Linked DNA regions of Homo sapiens: region 2 is linked to region 1. A link is an interaction called in ENCODE POLR2A ChIA-PET data of the cell type or tissue named here. Cell type or tissue: GM12878. All regions are shown on one strand. Links, peaks and the distances in the headings refer to the core of each region. The heading gives the core; the rest is flanking DNA. Region 1 holds the start of PSD2-AS1 (PSD2 antisense RNA 1). Region 2 overlaps NRG2 (neuregulin 2).

Region 1 (5,374 bases), core at 234-5,233:
GCCGAAGGCGCCCTCCACCACATTCCTTCCGGCCCCAGATCTCCCCAGAGACGAGCCCAGAGGGAGGGACAGCCCCCAGCCCCCGCCCGGTCACCTCCGCCAAGCTGGCAGCTGGGCTTTCCCCCTCCTCTGCCATCCGCAGAGGCCTGAAGCGTGAAGGTTAACAGCTGGGGGGGAGGCTGCGTCTCCCTCTCTCACCCCCGCTCTGCTGCAGCCCCGCCCACCTGCCAGCCCAGGGGATGTCGTAAACAGGGCTGTGAGGTGTGTGTGTGTGCGGGGGGTTGGGGGTAACTGAAGGGGGGGAGACAAGAGAGAGTCAGACAGACAAAGAGAGGAACGAAAATGAGCAAGAGGCGAGCGGAGACCTGAGCAGAGACTGAGGGACAGAGACAGCTAGAGACAGAGACAGGCAGAGAAAGAAATGGAGATGGAGATGTGGAGATAGACACGGAGACACCCAGAGAGAGAAGGGAGGGAGGAGGAACCTCAGAGCCAGAGAGGAGACACACAATGAAAGTGGGAGGAGGGCGAAGGACCGGGCGAGGGGACAGGATACTGGCAGAAATGCAGGCTGCCTCGAGCTGCGGACGACCGTGGAGGGTGGGGACGAGCCGAGGTTGGGAGCAGGGTGCGACCCTGGGCTACCCTCACTCCTGCACCCACCACCAGGGCTGGGAGCCAGAGCGAGGGAGCGTCGCTGCCCCTGGGTGCGCCCTCCATCGCTACGCCACTTGCCCGCCTCGGCTTCCCCGGGAGCGCTAGATGAAGGGAATGGCGGGGTTGGGGAGCCGTGGGGGTCAGGGGGTGCTGCGCGGCCATCACACTGCCGCAAAGCCAGCCTGTCTAGCAGCCTCCCTCGCGCATCAGTCCAGCGGGCAGATATCGATCCCGCCCAGCCAAGCTCTATACTCGCGGCCTGCAGCCCGTTCTGTGGCGGTCCTACAAAGAAGCGGGGGTGCCTCACTTCTCGGGCCTCCCCCGCGGGGGATTCTGTACCAGAATAACACCCCCGGGGCCAGGGTCAGGGCGGCACACTCGCCCCCGCCTGTCCCAGCGCGATCCCATTCGGCGGGCCCAGGTAGCCTGCGGCAGGGAGAAGGCTCGGGTGACCCCCCAGCCCCGCCTTCTGCAGGGCGCGCGAGGCCAGAGGAAAAAATCTTCGCTGAGTTGATGAAGTTGAAGTTTCGTTCAGGGCGTGAAGGAGACAGCCAATCAGCGGGCCGTTATTTACATGGGCTCTCTGATTGGCTCTCACGGTGCCTCTTTAGAATGTTACTTTGAGACCTTCACAGAACGAAAAGCCCCCCGCTGGGGGTGGGGGAAGGCTCAGAAGCTCCAAGGTTTCATGTAGGGCTCCCCAGGCCAAGCTTTGAGGGAAGATGGGGAGCTTAGATATAGTTTTGTCCAGCTTTCACGATACAAATGACCAACTTGAGTCTGGAGAGACAGAGAGGTGGAGCTTGGCCTGGATCCAGGAGATGAGTTCGGCCTAGCGCTCTGCAGTGGGCCCACCACCCCTGATACCTAGACGTGTGGTCACCTTGGCGGTGGGGAGGAGGGGCTTGGTCCTGGCAACCCCTCTCATCCAATAGCAAGAGAGGGGCTGATTCAATGGTTTGAGGGGGCAGGAGCAGGTAAACCTGGCGGTGTCGGTCTTGTTTGTGACCGGACAGTGTGGGTGGTACCATCATGTTGGAAACCCCGCAAATAATGCAGCCCCAGAGGCAGGCCAGGCTGACCCTGAGGTCATGTTTCACTTGACAGCCTGGGCAGGCACACGTGAACACAGGAGACCCCCAGGCGGGGGCCTCGGGGCCTCAAGAAGTGGGTTTGCTCTGAAGGGAGTGGCACTGGGCAACCCGCAGCAGCTCCGCACTGCCCCGCACCCGCACTACCGCATCCAGCAGACACTGAGTCACTCTTGGGGACGGGGGCGAAGTCAGGACATTGGCAGCTAGGAGCAGAGAAGTTCTCTCAGAAGGCCTCCACCCTGCCTTCCCCACTGCGTCGGCCCCGCCCACCCATGCTGGGAAAAGGGCCCCCTGGGGTTGCCATTCGCAAATCCTGCCCAGTCTCCTGGCCCACACTCCTCCCCAGGCGACTCAGCATAGATGACTCAGGACTTGGAGTGGGGCTGTTAATGGGCAAATGTGGTGGTAGGGGGGCCTGAGTGTGTGGCCGAGGCTGGAAAGTCCCTCCACCATCTGCCTGTGGCAAATTGAGGGACAGGTAGGAGAATTCACTCTAGTGGGGTTCTAACCCTGCCCCAATTCTTTCACAGTGACACAGCCTGGAGACCCAGCTCTGTCACTCAACTCTACATAGCCTTCACCCAGAGCCTGACAGTGTATATGAACAAGAGGCTGTGCCTGTGAGTACTTGCGTGCCAGCAGCTGGCCTTGTGACATGCCCCTGTGGGACCTTGGGCTGCAGCATCAAGTGCTAGGGCAAACACCTTGTTTGCAGAAGACCCAAGGACCCCACAGCCAGTGCCAGGACAGCTAAGAGACTCCACCACCTGCCACCCCCCAGAACTTACCCTGCTAATGAACCAAACTTGCTGTGTGACTTTGAGTGCAGCTCGCACATCTCTGGGCCTCAAACTTCTCTGTAAAACCATGCCCTCCTGAATGTACCATTCCCAGTGGTGGCAGCTGCAGAGAAATCACAATAGCAGGGGCAGGGTCCAAGAAGGGCCTGAGAAGCTGGTTCAGCCTGTGGTCTGGGAGCCAAGTGGGGCAGGGACAAGATTGCCAAGTCCCACGGTTCTCACCAATTCTCATAATCTCATCTCTCCTCTTGTCTTCCTGCCCGCCTCATAAATAGCAGGAGGCTGGGCTGGGTCTGGGGCAGGAGCGGGGAGCTGCATGTGTGCATTTGTGTGTGTGTGTGTACACACACATGGGGAGGGTGTGAGAGCCTTCCCCCCACCCCCGCCGCTGCCACCATCGTGCTCTGAGAAGCTGAGATAATCCCTCGCCATCTGTCTTGTGTTGCTAACCCACTCAGCCGGACAGCTGCCCGGGCCACAGCTCTACAGGCGAGCAGGCGGGGGAATGAGGGGCATGGGGGGAGCTAGCCAACTCTGAGGACCAGGCAGCAGGGACACTCAGTCCTCCCATCCCAGAATACCCCTGCTCTAGAAAGGGAAAGTAAAGTCAGAGAGGGGACAGGCAGGACTTCCCCCATTCCTGCTTCTGAACCTGGGAAGGATTGGAGGAGTGGAGACCATTCCCTGGTCTGGGAGTTGGAGGCCGAGCCTCCCAGAATGCAGGAAGGTGATACAGGATCACCGTCTAGCTTATGTTGTTATGAGCCCACACAGATCACTGTGATGGGAGGGGTGCAGTAGGACAAGTCAGGCCTTCTGGGCGCAGGGAAGGGAAGAAGGGGTCGTCTCATACTTCCCCAGCCTCCAGACAGGCCAGTGTCCCAGGCCTCCAATGGTCAACTTCCCAGAGCCAGGAGGAGAAGGCAGGCTTCTAGGATTTGGGGTGGATAATGCTTAGTGTACAGGCCCATTGTTCTGATGAGGAAACTGAGGCTCAGAGAGTGAAGTGACTTGCCCCAGCTCACCCCATGAGTGGAGGAGCTGGAACTTGGACCAGACATCAGGCTCCAGCAGCCCTAGCTCTGCAGCCTGTTCTTTCTGCCTGCTCCCCATCATCAAGCCCCTCACCCTGCCTCACCTTCCCAACTTGTGGCTATCCCATCCTGGGGCTCTGATGTTCTGTCAGCTGAAGCCCAGCAACCAGACTCTCAGCAGTATGGTCCCAATGCAGTCCAGGGGATTTCAGCCATGACAAGCAGAGCCTGAGGAAGGATGAAACTGTGCACTCAGTGTGGGCTCCCACCCTCCGCCCCTTCCCTGTCAATCATCTTTCACCTCTCCCACACAATTAGCATGCTTCCACACACATGCACTCTCAAATACAGATCGTACACACTCATGTGATCACACAGACAGGTCCTCACTCACAAAAAGACATAAACAGTCACACCTACAGGGATTGAAACATACAATCTTACAGATACAAAGGCAAACTCAGACAGCCTCTCACCTCCTCACACCAACACGCAGACCCCAGCACTCACACCAAACACACATTCCACCCCCACAACCTCCACACACTGCAGGCTCCCAGTTCCTAAATCTCACCAGCTTCCAACCTCCCAGGTTCTCCATCTTACCCCACACGAAGCAGTAACCCTCCAGGGTCAGTGCGTTGGTAGGAGTGGGTACCAGAGAGACGTCTGCTCTGTCCTTCCTGCCTATGGGTGAGGGCCCTCCAGCAAGGTGCTGGTGAGCCTCCATACCCTCCCCATCCCCCAAGACTTTGGAGAGCTTCCACCTGGCCACAGATCCAAGAGAACAGTCCTCACCTCTTGCCCACAGGGGCTCGCAGCTCTCCTAGGCCCAGGAGGAGGAAAGGGACCAAGGGGAGGCAACTGCTTCTCTTCTGAGGGTCTCAGCTTGCCGGGAAATGACACATACCGAAATAATCTGACAGTGTTCTGAGCCCCCACAGGGCCACAGACTCCAAGTCCTCTTCATGATCCAACCACTACATACCTTTTTTCCTAAACTGCTGCTTCTCTGCTTTTTCCCCACTCCAACCAGCCCTTAAGGGACTGTAGAAGCAAAGGTGAGCTGACCCCCTCCCACTCCAGGCTGGAATTTGGCTCTCAGATCACTGTATTCTCTTGAGCCAGAGGGAGCTCCTCCCTGAGCCCGGCTCCCCCGCAGCTAAGGAGAGCCCAGGCTCCAGATACACTCACACACTCATTCACACACAATGTGGCACACTCACACCTGCACTCATGTAGATGCTCACCTGCACACATCCTCATGCACGTTCACAGCCACACTCACACACGCACTCACACTGTCACCCCCTCCTGCTCTCACATGCTCACTGTCACTCTCATGCTCAGTCACACCTCGCCCTATCACACTCATGGCCCTACCTGAGCAGGCTGAAGCTCGGGGGCCCTGAGGTCCATAGATCACTGGCAGAGGCCTAGAGTCTGGTGTTGACAGCCTGGTTGCACAGGGAGAGGGGAAGGGCTGCCACTGAGGCCTGGAGGGTCTTGAATAATTCAGGGTGGTGGTGGCGGTGGTGACCGCAGCCTGTCAGCTGCAGGGAAAGGCTGGTGGCTAGATTGTTCCGGGAAGCTCGCTCCTGGTGGTTTGAGGAGAGTCAGCCCAGTTTGAGGGCTCACTGAACACACAAAGCACTTTTCCCACACGCTTTCAAGGCACGTTGTCACATGGGCCTGCACAGCAGGCATCACGGCCCCGTTTTACAGGTGAAGAAACTGAGGCTTTCATGAGGGAGAACTCACAGCTATCAAGCAGGGGCCTCCAGGCTCC
Region 2 (5,374 bases), core at 187-5,186, 290 kb before region 1:
TGTCAGGTTGTAAGAACTGAAGCACACATAGAGGACGATTAAAAGGTATTAGGATGACATGAAAGGACATTCTGTACCCAGGCAAAGAGCTAGGAAGCTTTTGCCAGTCTGGGGTCAAAAGACAAATTTGCACTTATGGAGTGTGATTAATTGCTGCTAATCAGCTATAATGTTTTTGATAATTATGAAATGAAGTTAAATTAAGGAGCCTTCCTTCTCTGGCTAGTTGGGAGAGTGTGGCATATGAGCTCCATTCTACAGTAACATTCCCTTCCCACTTTGTATATGCAGGAAGATCCAAATGGCCTCTCCAGGGACCTTCTCTGGGACAGAGGCCTGACACTTCCGGAGCCTGTCAGCTCTGCTCTATGCCTCTGTTCAGGACCTGATTGTGCTGCTAGCCTCCTGAGTGTGGGGCAGGACTGGTGGTTAACATTTCATTTACCCTTGCAGATGTTTCTAGAGCAGCAGAGGCACAGGTACTGTAGAAAGTTTCTGTATTCTGCAAGCAACGCAGACCTCCAAGATGTGATGATCAGATTACTTTTTTTTTTCTCTCCCCAGAAACAGAATCCACAGTGGTTCTGTTTATCATTCACAGTTTCCTGCCCTGTGCTGAGGACACTGGCTCCCTTACACCTTCTTTCCCTGATCTGTTATATAAAGACTGAGGATCTGTCTTTGTCCTTTATGCTGGGATGTTTTACTTGGTCTTGATCTTGATATTGATCCAACTAACAGAAGCCAAGCTGAATTGACATTCCTCAGAATTGAATGAGAGGAAGGTCACAAAATGGCTAAACATCTGGTCCAGCCCATGCAAAAGTCAGGACATCATGAATTCTATTGTGACAGTGATGCAATTTGGTATCCCAAAAGTTTTATTACAAAAATAACTTTCTTTTAATTCAATCTTTTCAATGTTTGCTTCAACAAATATTTAAATATATATTCTGTGTAAAGAACAAGTTACTTTAGAGGAGCTGCATCAGATACAGTCACCATCATTGATGAGCTTACAATCATATAACAGTAATTTAACTTAGAATATGATAAACACTGTAAAATATGCCAACATAGTGCTTTTGGGAGGAGGAGAAGAGTCAAAAAGGAAAGAAAGATAATATCTGGTTAGAAGATTAAAGAAAGTTTCTTGGAGAAGTAGTTTGAGAAGGGTTTCCAATAATCAGAGATAGTTGAGGTGAGAGTAGTTTGGGGATAGAGATGAATCAATTGATTATTTCATGCAGCAAGAGCAGCATTCTCAGTAGCAGAGGGGGGATGTTTATGGAATAATAAAAAACAAAAAACAAAATGAAAGGGGAATGAAAATGAGGAGCCTGGAGAGGTAGATTAGGGTGATATTGTCTTCCTTTCTTTGCAGAGATAGGGTTTCGTCATGTTGCTCAGGCTGGTCTTGAACTCCTGAGCTCAAGTGATCTTCCCACTTTGACCTCCCAAAGTCCTGGGATTACAGGTGTGAGCCACTGCGTCCAGCCTAGGGTGATATTTTAATCAGTCTTGAATGCTAGACTGATTAATTATTCTTAATTATGTAAGTAGTATTTGAAGGCTTAGGTTAAAAGTAACTCAGTAACATTTTGTAGTTCAGTGAATGGGTCTTGCACATATTTCGTTAAATTTAGCTGGAAGTTTCGTGGTTTTTTTTGCTATGGTATTCTATTCATGTTATTATAAATGGTATTATTCATTTAATTTCATTTTTCAGTTACTCATTGTAGTGTGTAGAAATATCATTGTTTTGTTTTGTTTCATATATTGACTTTGTATGTTGTGACCTGAATACATTCACTTATTTGTTCTATTAACTTTCTTTTTGTATATTAATCGGGATTTTCTATGTACATAATTGTGTGGTCAATGAAAAAAAGACATTTATATTTTCCTTTCTAATCTGTTTCTCATTTGTTTCTTTTTCTTGCCTTATTACACTGGCTAGGACTGCCAAAGTGCAATGTTGAATAGAAGTGGTAAGAGCAGACATTCTTTTTCTATTCATGCAGAAAAACATTCAGACTTTCATGATTAAGTATGATTTTAGCTAAAAGTTTTTCATAGCTGCCCTTCCTTCAGAAAAAAAAAAAAAGTCGACCCAAAACTGTGTAATGACTAAGAGCTTGAGCTCTGGATGGACCCGGGTTTAGAAACCATCTTTTGTGGCCGGGCATGGTGGCTCACGCCTGTAATCCCAGCACTTGGGCAGGCCAAGGCAGGTGGATCATGAGGTCAGGAGATCGAGACCATCCTGGCTAACATGGTTAAATCCTATCTGTATTAAAAATACAAAAAATTAGCTGGGTGTGGTGTGCCACAGGCCTGTAGTCCCAGCTACTGGGGAGGCTGAGGCAGGAGAATCACTTGAACTTGGGAGGCAGAGGTTGCAGTGAGCCAAGATCGCGCCACTGCACTGCAGCCTGGGTGATAGAGCGAGACTCCATGTCAAAAAAAAAAAAAAGGAAACCGTCTTTTGCATTTTCCAGCTGGGTGATATTGGGCAAGTTACTTTCTGCATCTTAGTTTCCTGTAAAATGAAGATAGTGATGGCACTTTATAGAATTGCTATGAGTATTAAATGTAATAATGCATGTAAAATAATTAACATATCACTTGATTGAAAAATGTTAATTATTAACCAATGTGAGCAGGAAGACTAGGTAAATGAAAATATTAAGTTCCAGAAGCAGACCAGGGGGAGGCAAGAGGAAACAGTTTTATGAACAACTATGTTTTTCACCCAGATATTCCCATTTGTTTCAACTTGAGAGTTATTGGGCTGGATCTGGTGGAGGTGGTGGTGAGAAGAGAATGGGTTATGTGTGTGGTCACATTGTGGAGACACCCTTGTGAGTCCCAGGATATGAATGCTCATTCTGTGGAGATCCCAAGTAGCCCACAGATCTTGATGTGCTCATGGGTACGTGCTGGTCAATTTTTCGAGAAGACTGAAGATAGATACTGTTTTTCTCTGTTTCACAAATGGGAGGACTAAGACCCATACTCACAGTGTCTCTTTCAAACTCCCATCATACTGGTGGGGTGAACCAAGTTCTGGAGTCCTGCCAGGATTGCTCTTTGACTTCGGTAGGTCTTATCTTACATTTTTACTGTTGTCAGGAGAAGTTGCTGAAAGTCCCTGGAAAATGGCTGAAAGCTTCCTTATTTTCAGATAGGGTCCTTGACTCATCCTGCTTTGATTTGGGGGTTTCCAGGGTTGGGAGTGGGTTCACACTGAATCATTCATCCTTTTCTTGTTTCTGTAGTGAGTTGTAATATATCTGGTGGCTTCCCAAGGTCAGAGGAATAGAGATGTGATCATGTAACAGGTGACATTTTTTGAGTTTGTGTGATTTTATTTTTATTTTAAATAATTAATTGATATGTGAAACCTGATGAAAGTATGAAACTTACTCTTTAAGTGTTTGTAGGACAAAGACTGCTAATTATTTTACATGCATGATCTCATTTAATACCCATACAATTATATTAAGTGCTATCACTATCTTCGTTTTACAGAAAATGAAAACACAGAAAGTAATATATTTGGGGGTTCTTCCTTTAAATATTTGTTGTTTATTATTACCCCTCAGGTCCTTGGCTGGCCATCAATCCCCTGACCTCAAGAAGTAGTGTTTATTTTTTCTTATTCTTAAAGTCCTAGTATTTGTGGCCTATATTATGTATATAACACTTATCATTTAATGCCACACATTGCTAATTATCTTTTGATGGGCCAGTATCTTATCTCGTTTACCTGGTGGTAAGATCTTTAGGGGCAGTAATTTAAAATATGGTGAAGTTAATATTTGATTGCTGGTATTGCCAAGTAAAAAGGGAGCAGTGGGAGCATTTGCTTTCTCTACTGCCCACTTTTTTCCTAGACACATTTCAAGATTCATCAAATGACAGCCCAGGCTAAGGGACAACCATGGAAAGTACCTTTGGACATTTTGATGAGGGCGGAATTTTGCTTCTTGGTCATGTTTCAGTTCTATTTTTTTTTTCTCTCAATAGTCCATAGTTTCTTTATTTTCTTGCAAGTAATTGTCCTCTTTTATTGAGTTTTAGAATGATTTCTAGGTACTTTTCCTCATGTATGTCAATATTTTGGCTTGTGTTCTTTTTCTGTGTTTTGGTTAGTTGGCATTCTGCAAAATTTACCAGTTTCACTTGCCACCTGAGCTTTTTGGATATTCCTTATTCTGGTCTCTCACTGGAATGCCTAGCTACACTCTTAATCTGGCCTGTTCATGCTTCAGGCTGAATACCTTCAGAGGTAAGAGGTATGACCAGGTTCCTTTTCTGTAGTAAGCTGAGATCACGAATTAGGAGTAGCACCTTTTTGCCTAGTAGACAATTTGGGGGCTTCTGGAGGCCAGTGCTGGTCCTTTGATCACTGGTTTTTGTTTTGAAAGGGGGTGGTGGGAGCTCAATCCTTTCTCCTAATGTTTCTCCTTTGGCATGTTCATTCTTACACCATTCCCTTGAAATGAGGCATTTTCTGCCATGTCTGCTTGGCTGAAGTATTGGGTAGGGTGTGGGCTTCTCCTCCAGCTCCAAGTTCCCAAGGACTGTTAGACACCACCTTTCAGAAGGCTCTGGCACTCAGCATCCTTAAGTCTGAGTCCCTTCCACTGGTGCCTTTGGCCATAGGTATGATCTTAATACAGCACCTTGCCGCACTTGCTTAGACCAGCAATAGATTTCTTAAGCACTGCCCCACTGATGCCTCTTTTCTGGAGTTACTTTGTATGGCTTTAGAGAGGAGGGTTTATTTACCAGTCAGGATCGAACAGGTAGTGATTAAGCAGATGATCTGTCATGTCTGAATCCCTGTCTCTGGATGAGAGAAAACAGCAAGGCTGCATCCAGGGCAACTTTTCTAGCATTGTTATTGGTTGATTTGATTTTAGGGGAAAAATAGTGAAAATAAAAATTTTTTTAAAAGAAAGAAAGGAGTCTCAGACCATTACAGGATCCGGTTGTTACAGGCTGAATCCAAGGCCCATAAGTGAAGAGTTTCTTTTAAAGGACTCTGGGACTTCCAAAGACAGCCTGTCAGACTGCTTACTGTTGGTTGGTTTCTTTTTCACAGTCTGTTTGTATGGGTTTTACTTCTGACCCTCTCTTACCTGAGGCTTCACCTCTCCCACTTCATCCCACCTGGCTTCCTTCCTTTCTGCTTAGGCCTGCTGATAGAATTGCTCTTCTCTGAATGTAACATCCGTTCTTCAGCCCCCATTGTCAAGAATCAGGAAAATTTCCAGAAATTTTTGGTATAAAATTCCCAACTCTTCCTTAGACCTCAGGTCTGACAGGCCTAATGGGGAGGTAGGCATAATCCTGGGATAGGATG

The links. ChIA-PET counts read pairs that join two places held together with the same protein. Peaks named below come from ENCODE experiments on the same cell type or tissue, not always from the same donor. Only the 100,000 strongest peaks of a DNase experiment are listed, where the experiment ranks them.
Region 2: POLR2A ChIA-PET joins it to region 1 with 5 read pairs; 3 of 35 experiments call an interaction of 5 or more read pairs at or near these places.

Annotation. Positions count from the first base shown.
Region 1 is chr5:139,742,167-139,747,540 of GRCh38, reverse strand. It overlaps PSD2-AS1 (PSD2 antisense RNA 1), which reads left to right and starts at 1,318. Exons shown (of 3, transcript NR_105053.2): 1 at 1,318-1,347; 2 at 2,282-2,371. It also overlaps a transcript of PSD2 not described here. RefSeq lists enhancers at 801-1,448, 4,484-5,032, 5,033-5,374 and a silencer at 2,972-3,565. In GM12878, for the core only: no CTCF peak of the experiment used is centred there; a DNase peak (open chromatin) is centred at 2,266; H3K4me3 peaks cover 396 bases; H3K27ac peaks cover 294 bases.
Region 2 is chr5:140,031,065-140,036,438 of GRCh38, reverse strand. The region is part of intron 1 of NRG2 (neuregulin 2); the gene reads left to right. Among named protein-coding and RNA genes, the nearest start is that of NRG2, 9.5 kb to the left of the region's middle. In GM12878, for the core only: no CTCF peak of the experiment used is centred there; DNase peaks (open chromatin) are centred at 2,964 and 3,226; H3K4me3 peaks cover 209 bases; H3K27ac peaks cover 2,753 bases.